2 separate regions of the Homo sapiens genome follow, and region 2 is linked to region 1. The links are chromatin contacts, found by Hi-C or POLR2A ChIA-PET in ENCODE. All regions are on one chromosome and are shown on one strand. Each heading gives the region's core, a stretch centred on a gene start or an enhancer-like site at or near the end of the contact. The rest is flanking DNA. Distances are from core to core; before and after follow the strand shown. Region 1 holds the start of WNT10A (Wnt family member 10A). Region 2 holds the start of ZFAND2B (zinc finger AN1-type containing 2B).

Region 1 (6,376 bases), core at 3,876-6,375:
AATTTTTTTTTGAGATATGAAAGCCTTTAGCATAGCTTGTGACACATAATTTGTCAAACATATGTTTAGTAAATGATAGTTACTGTGAGAATGGGGACAGACATATGATGCTTTGCAGATATTGGGCAGGCCCTGATTGCAAATGAAGATACCTGACTTTTAGCTGAGGCCAAACAGAAATAATGAATGGCTTTTATACCAGGGAAGTCCAGAGGTTAGTCTGAATTCAGGTACAGCTGAACCCAGGGGCTCACGTGGTGTCACAGGCTTCTTTCTCATCTCCTTCCCTCTCCCTCGCCTCTGCATCTATTGTTTCTGCTTATCTCTGCCTCTCTTGGCATACTGTCCTCATTATCTCCTCCTGCAGACTTTCTCCATGACAGCTCTATATGCAGTCTTAGATCCAAAAGCAGAAGAATGACTTTCCCAGTTGTCTCCAACAGAAGTCCCAAGGAAGACCTTGCTTAGTTCAGCTTGGTCATTTGCCTATTCCTGAACCAATAATGGTGTCTAGGGAGATGTACTACCATGCCTGGGATTGACAGCCTCTCTAGAACCACAGGGGGGTGGGGCAGGCACAGGGAGCAAAGCACAGTCCTTCAAATGAAACAGAAGGAAAGGGAGCTCGTTCTGGATGTGACAGACCCTCACCGTGGCTTCCAGGACCCCTGTCCTTCCCCCGCAATGCCCCTGCATTCACTCGGTGACCTAGCCTGCTTCAATCCTCAAGGCTCATGGTGGGGAGGGGTGTCAGGCTGCAGTGGGAAGGTTGAGGCACCAGGGTTTTCCTTTCTGCCTCCTCTTGGCTCCCTTGGGTCAAATGTCTGGGCCTCAGGGAAGTCATGGAGAATTTGGACTTAGAACTCCTTGACCAAAGGAAACTCTGTTAACTTACCAAAGGAGACAGTGGAAATACATTATGGTCCACATAGAGGAGAAATGAAGCTCCCTGAGGGCAAGGTTTATATTCACAGATCTGCCTTCCCCAAAGCTCTGCTCTTATCTTCAAACAAACAAAAAAACCAAACAAGCCCAAAACCCAAACTCCTGCACTTCTCTCAGAGACCACCAGAGGGCATGCGGAGCCCAGCTTCTCTATTAACAGGGAGCGACAGACAGGACCTGCAGGACATCTGGGAAACTCAGAGAGTGGTGGGCAGGAGAGGATAGGACTGAAAGGAAGCAAGGAGACCTACAGACAGCTTGGGTCAAGCTTCTAGGGTTCCAGACTGTCTGGGACGTCTGGGCTGGCCCAGACCTAGGGCTGGGATGCCAGCCTCCCAGACTCTACCACTGCTGGGTCCTGCAGGGGGTGAGATAGGGTGGAAGATGCTGGACATCTTCCTCCACAATGCCAGGGAGGGAAGCTGGGGAAGTGGCATGAACTGGCACCATTCTAGGCAGGTTAAAAGGAATTCAGAGGAAGTTGTATGGTACAATGAAAAATGCCTTGTTTGCTAGCTTGACCTTGGTCAAGTCAGTTAACCTATCTGAGCACTTCCTATCACCTAATAGGGGTCCCTGATTGCTTTTTAGCACATTGTGAGAATGCACTTCCATCTTTAAACTGCTGGCCACATGTTACTGGTCCATCTTCTGTTACCAAGCCCTGAAGGCGTCTGGGCACTGCCTTCTATGAAGGGTGGGAGTGATTACCAGAAGGCACCATTGGGACTTCTAGCCTTATCTTCTTTGAGCCCAGAGATAGATCTGTGCTGTTGCCCTGCTGCCTGGGAAGGGGCCGGAAGTAGAGTTCCCACCACCACCCACCCCTGCTCATCCAGCTGCTCAGCCTCAGGCAGTCTGAGCCATCAAAGTCCCCTGCTGGCTGAATGGCAGGGGACATGTGGAACTGGGGAGATGGGGGAAGTGCAAAGAGGCACCCCAGATGTGTGTGTGACCACATCAGGAACAGGCGGAACACAGGCAGATGGGTGAGGAGGCCGAGTGGAAGGCCTAGGATCAGCCTGAGGCCACGGGCTCGGGGAACAATTCCCTTCCCTTTCAATGACCAAACACATTGGGAGTTTGGGGAGACTGCAGCAGCAAGCCATTCCCCCTTACCTTGCTGAGGGTTGGTGGCCTCTGAGGCCTGGACAATGGAATGAAGAGCCTCCTTATTGGTCTGTGGCTCCTTGGCGTTCTTCTTCAGCAAGACAAACTTCTCCAGCTGGGCACCAGGACTGGGCTGGGGCTGGACTGGGCTAGGCTGGGGCTGTGAGGGTCCCACCTGTTCTCACCCCCATGCTTCCCCGGCCCTTCCTCCCTGTGACCTTCTCCAGAGCTGCCACAGCTGGAACCATTCTCCAAGCTGCCTTTCATCCCCAGTGCTCCCCCGCCCCCCAGTGGCCCCTGTAATTGTGGTCTTAGGCGGCGGCTGCGGGGGCTGGGGCTGGGCTGAGGGCCAGGGCCCAGGGCAGGGCCAGGGTGGGGACTAGGGGGTGCTGATAGGGGCTTGGCCATGGTGTGGGTCATTTGGGGCTGGGACCCCAGGGGCAGACAGTCTCTGGGCCTCACCTACATACATGCCAAGGCTCTGGACCAACACAGACTCTCCCCTCCCTTCACTGAGAAGTGCTCTGACTTGGGCACTCCTAGACCCTCCTGACACCAGGGCAGAGCCACGCCTGAGTGCAAGCCTCAGTATCACTATTTGCCTCCGGAGGCTTTTTTGTTTTTTTTTAAGAAAGGGTTTTCTCGGTCTCCTTTGCACCTCTGTATTTCACAGACAGTGGAGGTGGGGAAGAAAAGAGACCCCCTCATCAGAGAGATGCCAAAGGAAACTAAATCAGCTCCTCAACCAGGTCAGCAGCGTTTCCCAAAAGGAGTCCCCACCAGAATCACTGGGGATGCTAGCTAGAAAGACAGACACCCAGGCCTTTCCCTGGAAAGGCTGATTCAACTTCATGGGGCCTGGAATCCGCATTCCCACAATGGCCCACCCCAGGGGACACTTGTGCTGCATCAAGCGTGGGAAATGCTAGTGTGAGCGCGTGATGGGGAATAAGGACATCTGTAAGCTGATTATGAGTCCCTTCCCTGTGTCACGTTCCTAATTCTTTCTGGGCCTCAGTTTCCCCAACAGCCAATAAGAATATGACTCTCCAGCTTGCTGGTGTCCTCTCTCATCCTGGGCTGGTGCCTGTCTCCTGTCTTGAGTCTGGTCCCACCCTTACCCTTACCGCTTACCCTTCCCAAATGCTAGTCCCAAGCTGTCCCCGTTTCTGCAGCATGGTAGGGAGAGTGGGGAGGGCAGGGGGCAGTTGGGGTCAAATAAGGCTCTAGCTGACGCAGTCTGCTTGCTGCCCCTGGCTGTTTTCCTGCAGTCCAGCCAGACTGCTCCCCCCCCACTGCCCCACCCCCACCCCCAGCAGCCTCAAGCCCTTAATTCCTGACAGCTGCGGTGGCTGCCGGCAGAGATGAGGGGGAAAGGAGGGGGGAGTATGCCGTCAGCCTGCTGTTGCTCAGGCCGCCCCCACCACCTGACAGTCTGGGGACAAGGAGGGCCCCACCCCCTCCTTCAGTTCCCCAGGGATGGGCAATTCCAGGAATGGGCCTTTTTTGTCTCTGAGCCCAGAGGCTCCCATAGTTTTGTTCCTAAGCCAGCAGGGGCTCTCTTCAGAGAGAGGGGCATGTTTGTGTAAAGGCTTGTGCCCATTTTACAGAGGAGGATGCCGAGGGCACAGGGCAGGAGCACGATCCACTATCAGGGCCCAGGCTAGCACCAGAAACAGACGGCAGAGCTGCCTTTCCCCTGCCCTCTGGCTCTCAGGCCCTTGCTTGGGCCCAGCACACTTGCACTATATCGAGGAGGGGCCCAGTGTTCAGTTGGGGTGGAGGGACAGGAAGATCTCAGCGAGAAGTAGACCTGAGCCAGGAGGCTGGTATTAGGGACCTCCTAGAGGACCATGTGCAGGTGGGGCCAGGGAGGGCCAGGACAAGACTGAGAGTATCTGCGGGCACAGGCAGGCAACACTCAGTGTTGGGGAGGCAGCTGCTGCGCTGGGAGTCAGGAGAGCTGCGTTCGGTTCTCGCTCTTCCGCTAATTTGCTGTGTGACCTCTTTGAGCCTCGATATTTTCTTGTGAAATAAAGGGGAGCTAAATAAACTATCTCAACGGCCACTTCTAGGGTTAAAAGTCTCTCTAACGCCTCCTCCCAGGACGTGCCACCCCGGGCGCTCCTACGCAAGCATTTTCTGGGGGCCTGACACTGCTGCCTCCCCGGGCTCACTGAGGAGACAAGGTGGTCCCCATGAGCCGCATTCCGCAAAGGGGCAGAGGAGGTCTCCGTGAGCAGGAGCAGGAGGCACCTGTTTAAGGTCACACAGCAAAGGGGAGAAGAAACCAGAGGCTGCCAAACTCCTCTGCAGGAGCCCACACCTGCCTCACACCAGGCAGGCCTGGGGGAAGTCCCTCCTCTGGCGGAGGAGGCGAAACACAGAGGCCAGCCCCTCCCCTCCAGCCCCTGCAGGTGTGTGTGTTGGGGTGGGATGGGGGCGCTCCCCAGCAGCTGCGTCTCTGCCAGGCACACACACCTCGCGGTAACACATATCCCCCACACAACCCAGCGCGCTCCACACACAGGCATCTTCCTGTGCACGCGCGCACAGACCCCAACACCTTTCCCTCTGTTGCCCTCAGCAGGGACGCTCCCACCCCCAGTCCCCAGCGGACGCAGTGGCCTCGGGACTCGTACACGCCTCCACGCCCCGCCGCGTGACGTCACGTGGGGTAGAGCCCTGAGACACTAAATGGCGGGGGGGTGGGGGGAGGAAAGGGAAGGCGGCAGAGCTCCCCGAGCCGGGACAGTCACTTACTCTACAGGCAGTGGGGCCCGACACAGACAGCGCCGCCCCCGCCAGCCAGCCTCGCACGCCCTCGGAAGCGCAGGCTCCCGGCGCTGCGCTGGAGGGTTCCCCGGCACCCCAGCCTCCCGTCCCCAGCCCGCTGCACCTCCGGGCCCCCCTTACCCTTGAGAGGCACCGGGAGTTGTCGCGGGGGGGCCTCGGGAAATTCCCCGGACCCCTGTGCCAGGAGGTGCCCGGTTCGCCCGCTCTTCACCCCCCGCCCCCCCCGAGGGCGGTGCCCGGGGGTGCTGCCCCATGGAGCGGGGAGGCGGGCGCCGTCTGCTCCGGGAGCCCTGACCCGAGTCGGAGCTGTGTGTCGCAGCCGCCCCGACCCCCCGCCGATCATGCGCCGGCGCCCCTGGCTCTCCAGTCCCACTGGGCTGTGAGCCCCCCACTCCCAGCCCGTCAGGGCCTGCGCGCCATGGGCAGCGCCCACCCTCGCCCCTGGCTGCGGCTCCGACCCCAGCCCCAGCCGCGGCCAGCGCTCTGGGTGCTCCTGTTCTTCCTACTGCTGCTGGCTGCTGCCATGCCCAGGTGAGCCCTCACCTCATGCTCCGCCCTCCTAGAGAGTTGGGACCCCGGCCTGCAGGGGCCTCTGATGCTCTTGCTGGGGTAGAGGACCCTGGAAGAAGGGAGGGACAGGGTCATAGGAAAGTGCTGGTGCCCAACCAAAGGCAGTGAGCTCCCTCATAGGAGGGGGTTGGACTGGTGACAGGATATGGGCAGTCCAGGGAGACAAGGCAGTGCCCAGGAGCATGATGGCAACTAGGAGGGGAGGTGTGTGTGGGGGGGGAGCAAGTGCCAGTCTGGAGTTCCTGCCCTGTTGGGGGAATGCACCCCCACCTCAGGAGTAAGCACAAGCTGCCTCACTCCTTCCTGCAGCTCAGCCCCAGGTAGGGGCAGGGGTTGGGAGGCTGGAAGGGGGTAGCCCAGGTGGGGTCAGTGAGAGACTGCAGCTGCAAGAGCTGTGTGTGTGTGTGTGTGTGTGTGTGTGTTTTCAATCGAGCCCAGGATCCCAGCAAACTGTGTTGGTAAACAGTAGTTTGTATGTGTGCCCATGTGTGCATGTGAGAGCTCATGGGTCAATGTATGTTAAGATGAACACATGTGTAAATGGGAGTGTCTTTGTGTGTGTGTCTGTAACTATGTCTGATGAAGTGTGCATGTGCGTAAGTGTGCTGGGGTTGGGTTTGTGTGTCCACCACAATGTGTGCAGAAGTGTGTCTATGTGAATGTGACTGAAACATATCTGTGGGAGTGGGCTTGTGGGGAACCCTGTGTGTATGGGCATCTATTCCTGGGGATGTGCATAGGAAATACTGTGGCCACAAGCATGGTGGATGTGTGTGCATTTGCACGCTTACCTGTGTGGGTGTGCAGCTAGCTGAGTGAGTTGCACTGGGCAGGATGATTGTGAGGAGGTCAAGGAGAGAGGAATGTGTAGGAGTGTACTGATGGGCCCAACCTTCAGAAGCAGAGGTTGGAAGAGGGAGTGATTATGGCCGTTGGGACAGAGTGTGTGTTGTTA
Region 2 (6,453 bases), core at 3,954-6,453, 330 kb after region 1:
AGGCAGCTAAGGCTCAGTGAGAAATTGAGCGCAGTGCCGGTGGGCCGGCACTGCTGGGGAACCCAGTACACCCTCCGCAGCCACTGGCCCGGGTGCTAAGTCCCCCATTGCCCGGGGCCAGCAGGGCTGGCTGGCTGCTCCGAGTGCAGGGCCCACCAAGCCCACGCCCACCTGGAACTCCAGCTGGCCCGCAAGCGCCCCACACAGCCCCGGTTCCCGCTCGTGCCTCTCCCTCCACACCTCCCTGCAAGCTGAGGGAGTGGGCTCCGGCCTTGGCCAGCCCAGAAAGGGGCTCCCACAGTGCAGTGGGGGACTGAAGGGCTCCTCAAATGCCACCAAAGTGGGAGCCCAGGCAGGGGAGGTGCGAGAGCAGGCGAGGGCTCTGAGGACTGCCAGCACGCTGTCACCTCTCAAGCTCACGGGAGAGCTAGTGCACCTGAGGACAAACGGCTGAGCATTGTCACAAAGATTGTGTATCACACACCCAAGGGAGCAAGGCAGAACTCAGGGAAGGCAGTCATGCCAGCCGACTAATCTCCTAGGATCTGAAACCAGCTTCAATCAGCTTCCGCATCCTGGTACTTCACTTAAATATTTAAATACCTTGCACTGATAAGGTGTTTGATTTTTGATAACCCACGGAGAGATTTGGGATTTTCCCCAAACACTCTGAGAAAAATCATCACTTAAGATTCCTTTTTTTGACTTGGGCATGGTGGCTCACACCTGTAATCCTAACACTTTGGGAGGCAGAGGTGGGTGGATCATGAGGTCAGGAGTTCTAGACCAGCCTGGCCAACATGGTGAAACCCCATCTCTACTAAAAATTAGCCGGGTGTGGTGGCGGGCGCCTGTAGTCCCAGCTACTTGGGAGGCTGAGGCAGGAGAGTTGCTTGAACCCAGGAGGCAGAGGTTGCAGTGAGCTGAGATCATGCCACTGCACTCCAGCCTGGGCGACAGAGCGATACTCCATCTCAAAAAAAAAAAAAAAAGATTCCTCTTTTCAGTAGTTAAGGAGGGTCCAAGAGTAGATTTTTGGGAGGCAAATTTGTATGATGGAAAGAACATAGAACTGAAGACAATACAAAAATTTAGGTCCAGATTCTGACTTCGTAGCAAGTAATTTAATCTCTCTCAACTTCAGATTTTTTATCTGCAAAATGGGGATACATGATATCTTTTTCAAAAGATTTTCTTTCTTTTTTTTTTTTTTTTTTTGAGACAGAGTCTCACTCTGTTGCCCAAGCTGGAGTGCAGTGGCACAATCTCGGCTTACTGCAAGCTCCGCCTCCTGGGTTCACGCCATTCTCCTGCTTCAGCCTCCCGAGTAGCTGGGACCACAGGTGCCCGCCACCACGCCCAGCTAATTTTTTGTATTTTTAGTAGAGACAGGGTTTCACCGTGCTAGCCAGGATGGTCTCGATCTCCTGACCTTGTGATCTGCCCGCCTTGGCCTCCCAAAGTGCTGGGATTACAGGCGTGAGCCACCGTGCCCGGCCTACTTCAAAGGATTTTCACAGGGGATTAAATAAGCTAACACATGAGGAAGAGCAGGACACAACAATAAGTGCTAGTTTTTCTTTCCATTTCTTTTTTTTCCTGTTTCTTTATTAATTGAGACATAGTCTCGCTCTGTTGCCACCATGCCTGGCTGATTTTTGTATTTTTAGTAAAGACAGGGTTTCACCATGTTGGCCAGGGTGGTCTTGAACTCCTGGCTTCTGGTGATCTGCCCACCTCAGCCTCCCAAAGTGTTGGGATTATAGGCATGAGCCATCGTGCCTGGCCTTTTCCTTCCATTTCTATATGCACTGTTTCACTAAGAGTCAATTGAGAGGCGGAAAACCACTGAGACAAATACCATTAAACTAATATTCAAGTTGAATTGGAGCCAAGACACCTTTTCTGGCTATCCTCAGTTTGACCTTGTCTGCTTTAGACCTGCTAAAGCTAAAATAACTGGCGTCTGGCTATGACTATGCCTGCGAATTTTAGAGGAACCTATGTCTACTGTCCCAATGAGAGGCTGCAGCTCAGTTACCCACAGCTAAAGCGCAAGGCTGCTTAGCAGGTCTGTGTATGCTTTGTTGGTCTACAATAAAAGAGACTTAAGTAATGCTCAGTTGTTAATTGATATCTCCTAAAATAGCTAATTCAAGTTGCAAAATGTTATTTGATTTCTCTCTCAGTGTTCTCCTGGCTTCTTTTATTCAGGAAGCAAGGAGGCTACATTGGGGAATGGTGACTTTGGTTTGTGCGGGCACTCTTTTTAAATCGTGGGATGAGAACATCACCCAGTGAGAAAGCCCCTGGGCTGGTAATCAGCACAGAGAGCTTAGTCAGGACTATAACCCATCAGTCAGAAAAATATTTGCCTGGGAAGAGAGATACTACCGTGAGAGCTTCATTCACTTTTATCGTGGTCGCTGGGGTCTCTGAGGTAAGTCTGTTATGGCATGATATGGTCTGGATATGTGTCCCCTCCAAATCTCATGTTGAAATGTATTCCCGCCGGGCGCAGTGGCTCATGCCTGTAATTCCAGCACTTTGGGAGGCCGAGGCGGGCGGATCACGAGGTCAGGAGATCGAGACCATCCTGGCTAACACGGTGAAACCCCATCTCTCCTAAAAATACAAAAAATTAGCCGGGCGTGGTGGCATGCGCCTGTAATCCTAGCTACTTGGGAGGCTGAGGCAGGAGAATGGTATGAACCCGGGAGGCGGAGGTTGCAGTGAGCTGAGACTGTGCCACTGCACTCCAGCCTGGGCGACAGAGTGAGATTCTGTCTCAAAAAAGAAAAAAAAAAAAAAAAAAAGAAAAGAAAAAGAAATGTATTCCCAATGTCAGAGGTGGGACCTGGCAGGAGGTGATTGGAACCTGAGAGTGGACCCCTCATGAATGGCTTAGTGCCATCCTCTTGGTGATGAGTGAATTCTCACTCAGTTCACATCAGATCTGGTTTTGAAAAGACTCTGGGACCTCCCTCTTCTCTCTCTTGCTCCCACTCTTGCCATGTGACATGCCTGTTCCCCCTAGGCCTTCTGCAATGATTAGAAGCTTCCTGAGGCCTCACCAGAAGCTGAGCAGATGCTGGCACCATGCTTCCTATGCAGTCTGCAGAACCATGAATAAATTAAACCTCTTTCTTTATAAATCAACCAGCCTCAGATTTTTTTTTTTTTTTAAAGACAGGGTCTCACTTTGTTATCCAGCTGAAGCACAGTGGTACAATCATAGCTCACTGCAACTTCGAGCTCCTAGGCTCAAGCAATCCTCCCACCAAAGCCTCTCGAGTATTTGGGACAACGGGTGGATGCCACCATGCCCAGCTAACTTTTTAAAAATTTTTTTTGTAGAGAGGGAGGTCTTACTATGTTGCCCAGGCTGGTCTCAAACTCCTGGACTCGAGTGACCCTCCCACCTTGGCCTCCGAGGGATGGGATTACAGGCATGAGCCACCATGCCTAGCGAGGTATTTCTGTATAGCAACATAAGAACAAATGACTACATTTGCACTTCAAGCATTCTGGCTCATGCTCAAAAATGAGATCCGAAGATTTTTATTTTTTGAGTTCCACAAGGCTTTGGTTATCTGAGCATTTGTAAAGTGGGAGTGGGGAGAGAGGCAGTGTTTATCTTTGTTTAGTCTGCTCCATACACGTTTCTCCAAACTGAAAGCCTACAATTCTTTCTATTTTTGTAGAGACAGGGTCTCACTATGTTGCCCAGGCTGGAACTCCTAGGCTCAAGCGATCCTCCTGCGTCAGCCTCCCAAAGTGCTGAAATTACAAGCGTCAGCCACCATGCCGGGACTGGAAGCCTACAATTCTAAATTGTACTGATGAATATAGAGAGGAAAAAAAATGAATAAACAAAATTCTTAGAACCAAATGATTATAATGAGACTGGGAAAAAATTATTTGAAATCTGACAGTTATATATTGAAACAAAATAAAAGCATTTATAAAGTCCTGGATGCAATTTAAAATAAAAAGAATATTGGCTGGGAGTGGTGGCTCATGCCTGTAATCCCAGCACTTTGGGAGGCCGAGGCGGGCAGATCACGAGGTCAGGAGTTCGAGACCAGCCTGGGCAACATGGTGAAACGCCGTCTCTAAAAATACAAAAATTAGCTGGACGCAGTGGTGTGCACCTGTAGTCCCAACTACTTGGGAGGCTGAGGCAGGAGAATCGCTTGAACCCGGGAAGCAGAGGTTGCAGTGAGCCGAGATCATGCCACTGCACTCCAGCCTGGGTGACAAGAGTGACACTGTGTCTCAAAAAAAAAAAAATTATATTGGTCAGGTGTGGTGGCTCACGTCTGTAATCCCAGCACTTTGGGAGGCCAAGGCAGGAGGATCACTTAAGGCCAGGAGTTCGAGACCAATCTGGGCAACAAAGAGAGACCCCTCCCCAACCCCATTTCTACAAAATTAAAAATTAGCTGAGCACGGTGGCTTGTGCCTGTAGTCCTGGCTACATTCAATAATTACTAAGAATATTCTAGGCTAGGGTTTTTCAGAGTGTGGTGCATGGCAATCTGTGTCAGAATTCCTTCAGGTGCTTCCTACTGAATTAGAAGCTCCAGGGCCCGGAAATCCGCATTTTAAACTAGCTCCGTAGGCGATTTGGATTCACACTAAAGACTGAGGACCACACTGTTCTAGGCACTGTTAGGTGCTGGGACCTAACACGAAACAAGGTAGACGTGGTTCCTGATTTCCCAGTATGCTCATATAGGGGTTGGTCGCATTAGTGATATGGGTGCTAGAATGGAAGAAGTAAGATCACATAGCAGGTGCGCCTAGTTCAGACTGAGGAGGGATCTGCAGCTCTAGAGACGTCTGTACTTCAGAGAAATACAGGAGCTGTCAGCTCGTGGAGGCGAAGGGCAGCCGTGGCCGTGAACAAAATGGCCAGGAGGAGGGCATCGTGTGTGAAGCGGGCTAAGGACCGAATTGTGAAAGACCCCAAACCACCCAGCCTTCCATCCCCCAAGATATCCGTCTTTGCCTTCGCTGGCCTTCCTCTGCGGAGCTACGCCCGCGCCCAGGGTGGCGGAGCCGCGCATCAACACCCTCTCGCCTCGGGACAGTCTTCCGACTCAGCCTTCTAGAGCAAGGCGAGGCGGGGCGGGGCTCAACCGAGGCCCTCCCCGGCTGCCCGGAGACTGCGCCGGACGCGCCAGCCCTGCGGGATGACGTCAGCGCGCCGCGCGCGCCGAGGGAGGAGCGGGCGCCGGGGGCCGGCTGGCGCGGGGGCTCCGGTAACCCGGGCTGGGCGGGGGAGAGGAAGGGGCGGGGCAGGGAGCCCGCCAGAGTGCGGGGTCGCGGTGCGGACTTCGAGCACGAGCCCTAAAGACGCTCAGCACTCGTCGCTTCTCCTAGCAGACCCTGCCCGGCTTGGCGATGGAGTTTCCGGACCTCGGCGCTCACTGTTCGGAGCCGAGCTGTCAGCGCTTGGGTGAGGGGCGGAGCGCGCGGGGGGCGGGGCCCAGCGGACAGGGACTTTGAACCGCAGGTTGGGAGGGAAGGGTGGGCTCCCAGGCTGGCAATGCCGGGGGGCGGGGCTTGAAGCTGGGGGGGGGTGGTCAGCGGCAGAGGGGGCGTGGCCAAGGAGGTAATGGGCTTGGGAAGGGGCGGTGTGTCGAAAATAGGGTGGCGTTTTCCTTCCCGAGTGGAAGACTTGAGTGAGAGAGAAGGACATCGAGGTCCCGCTGGACCTGCAATCCGACCAACTCTTTGCAGATTTTCTGCCGCTTAAGTGTGATGCCTGCTCAGGCATCTTCTGCGCAGACCATGTGGCCTACGCCCAGCATCACTGTGGATCTGCTTACCAAAAGGTGAGGGGGCGATCCTCAGGGTGAAAGCAGGCAGATGGAGAATGCGTGCAGAATCCCCCAAATCTGTGTCTCACGTTTCTTCTCCCTTTTGTCCTTCTGAGGCTGTCAGTGCTGGGAAACACTGTTTTTTTGCGTGTTTGTGGTGGGTCATATCCAAGTTCTTTCAGGACCAGAGATTTGTTGGACTGGAGTGGGCCACAGACTGACCCTTGCTCCTTGACTACAGGATATCCAGGTACCTGTGTGCCCTCTCTGTAATGTGCCTGTGCCTGTGGCCAGAGGGGAGCCCCCTGACCGTGCTGTGGGAGAGCACATTGACAGAGACTGTCGCTCTGATCCAGCACAGCAAAAACGTAAGGTAAACATTGTAGGGGTCAGCCACAACCCAGCTGGGACTACGGATGCCTGGAAACCCAAACAGCTAATCAGAGTCTCAGCAGAGACAACCTTCTCACTTCACCTCAGATCTTCACCAATAAGTGTGAACGCGCTGGCTGCCGGCAGCGAGAAATGATGAAACTGACCTGTGAACGCTGTAGCCGAAACTTCTGCATCAAGCACCGGCATCCACTGGACCATGATTGCTCTGGGGAGGGGCACCCAACCAGCC

The links. A loop is a pair of places that touch in the nucleus more often than their neighbours do. ChIA-PET counts read pairs that join two places held with the same protein, here RNA polymerase II (POLR2A). Pooled maps may share reads with other maps.
Region 2: a map of naive thymus-derived CD4-positive, alpha-beta T cell shows a loop between it and region 1 (8-fold over the local background). The contact joins the promoter of ZFAND2B here to the promoter of WNT10A in region 1. A Hi-C loop is called at or near these places in 1 of 168 maps with a recorded cell type or tissue (naive thymus-derived CD4-positive, alpha-beta T cell), 3 of 37 single-sample maps with no recorded cell type and 9 of 50 pooled maps. POLR2A ChIA-PET finds 5 or more read pairs at or near these places in 6 of 52 experiments (CD4-positive, alpha-beta memory T cell, GM12878, IMR-90 and 3 more).

Annotation. Positions count from the first base shown.
Region 1 is chr2:218,875,727-218,882,102 of GRCh38, forward strand. It overlaps WNT10A (Wnt family member 10A), which reads left to right and starts at 5,126. Exons shown (of 4, transcript NM_025216.3): 1 at 5,126-5,382. The coding sequence starts at 5,270. RefSeq lists silencers at 4,552-4,611, 4,832-5,041, 5,062-5,201.
Region 2 is chr2:219,201,579-219,208,031 of GRCh38, forward strand. ZFAND2B (zinc finger AN1-type containing 2B) reads left to right here and starts at 5,204. Exons shown (of 9, transcript NM_138802.3): 1 at 5,204-5,464; 2 at 5,749-5,843; 3 at 6,070-6,201; 4 at 6,309-6,453. The coding sequence starts at 5,410. RefSeq lists enhancers at 4,796-5,045, 6,163-6,453 and a silencer at 5,096-5,495.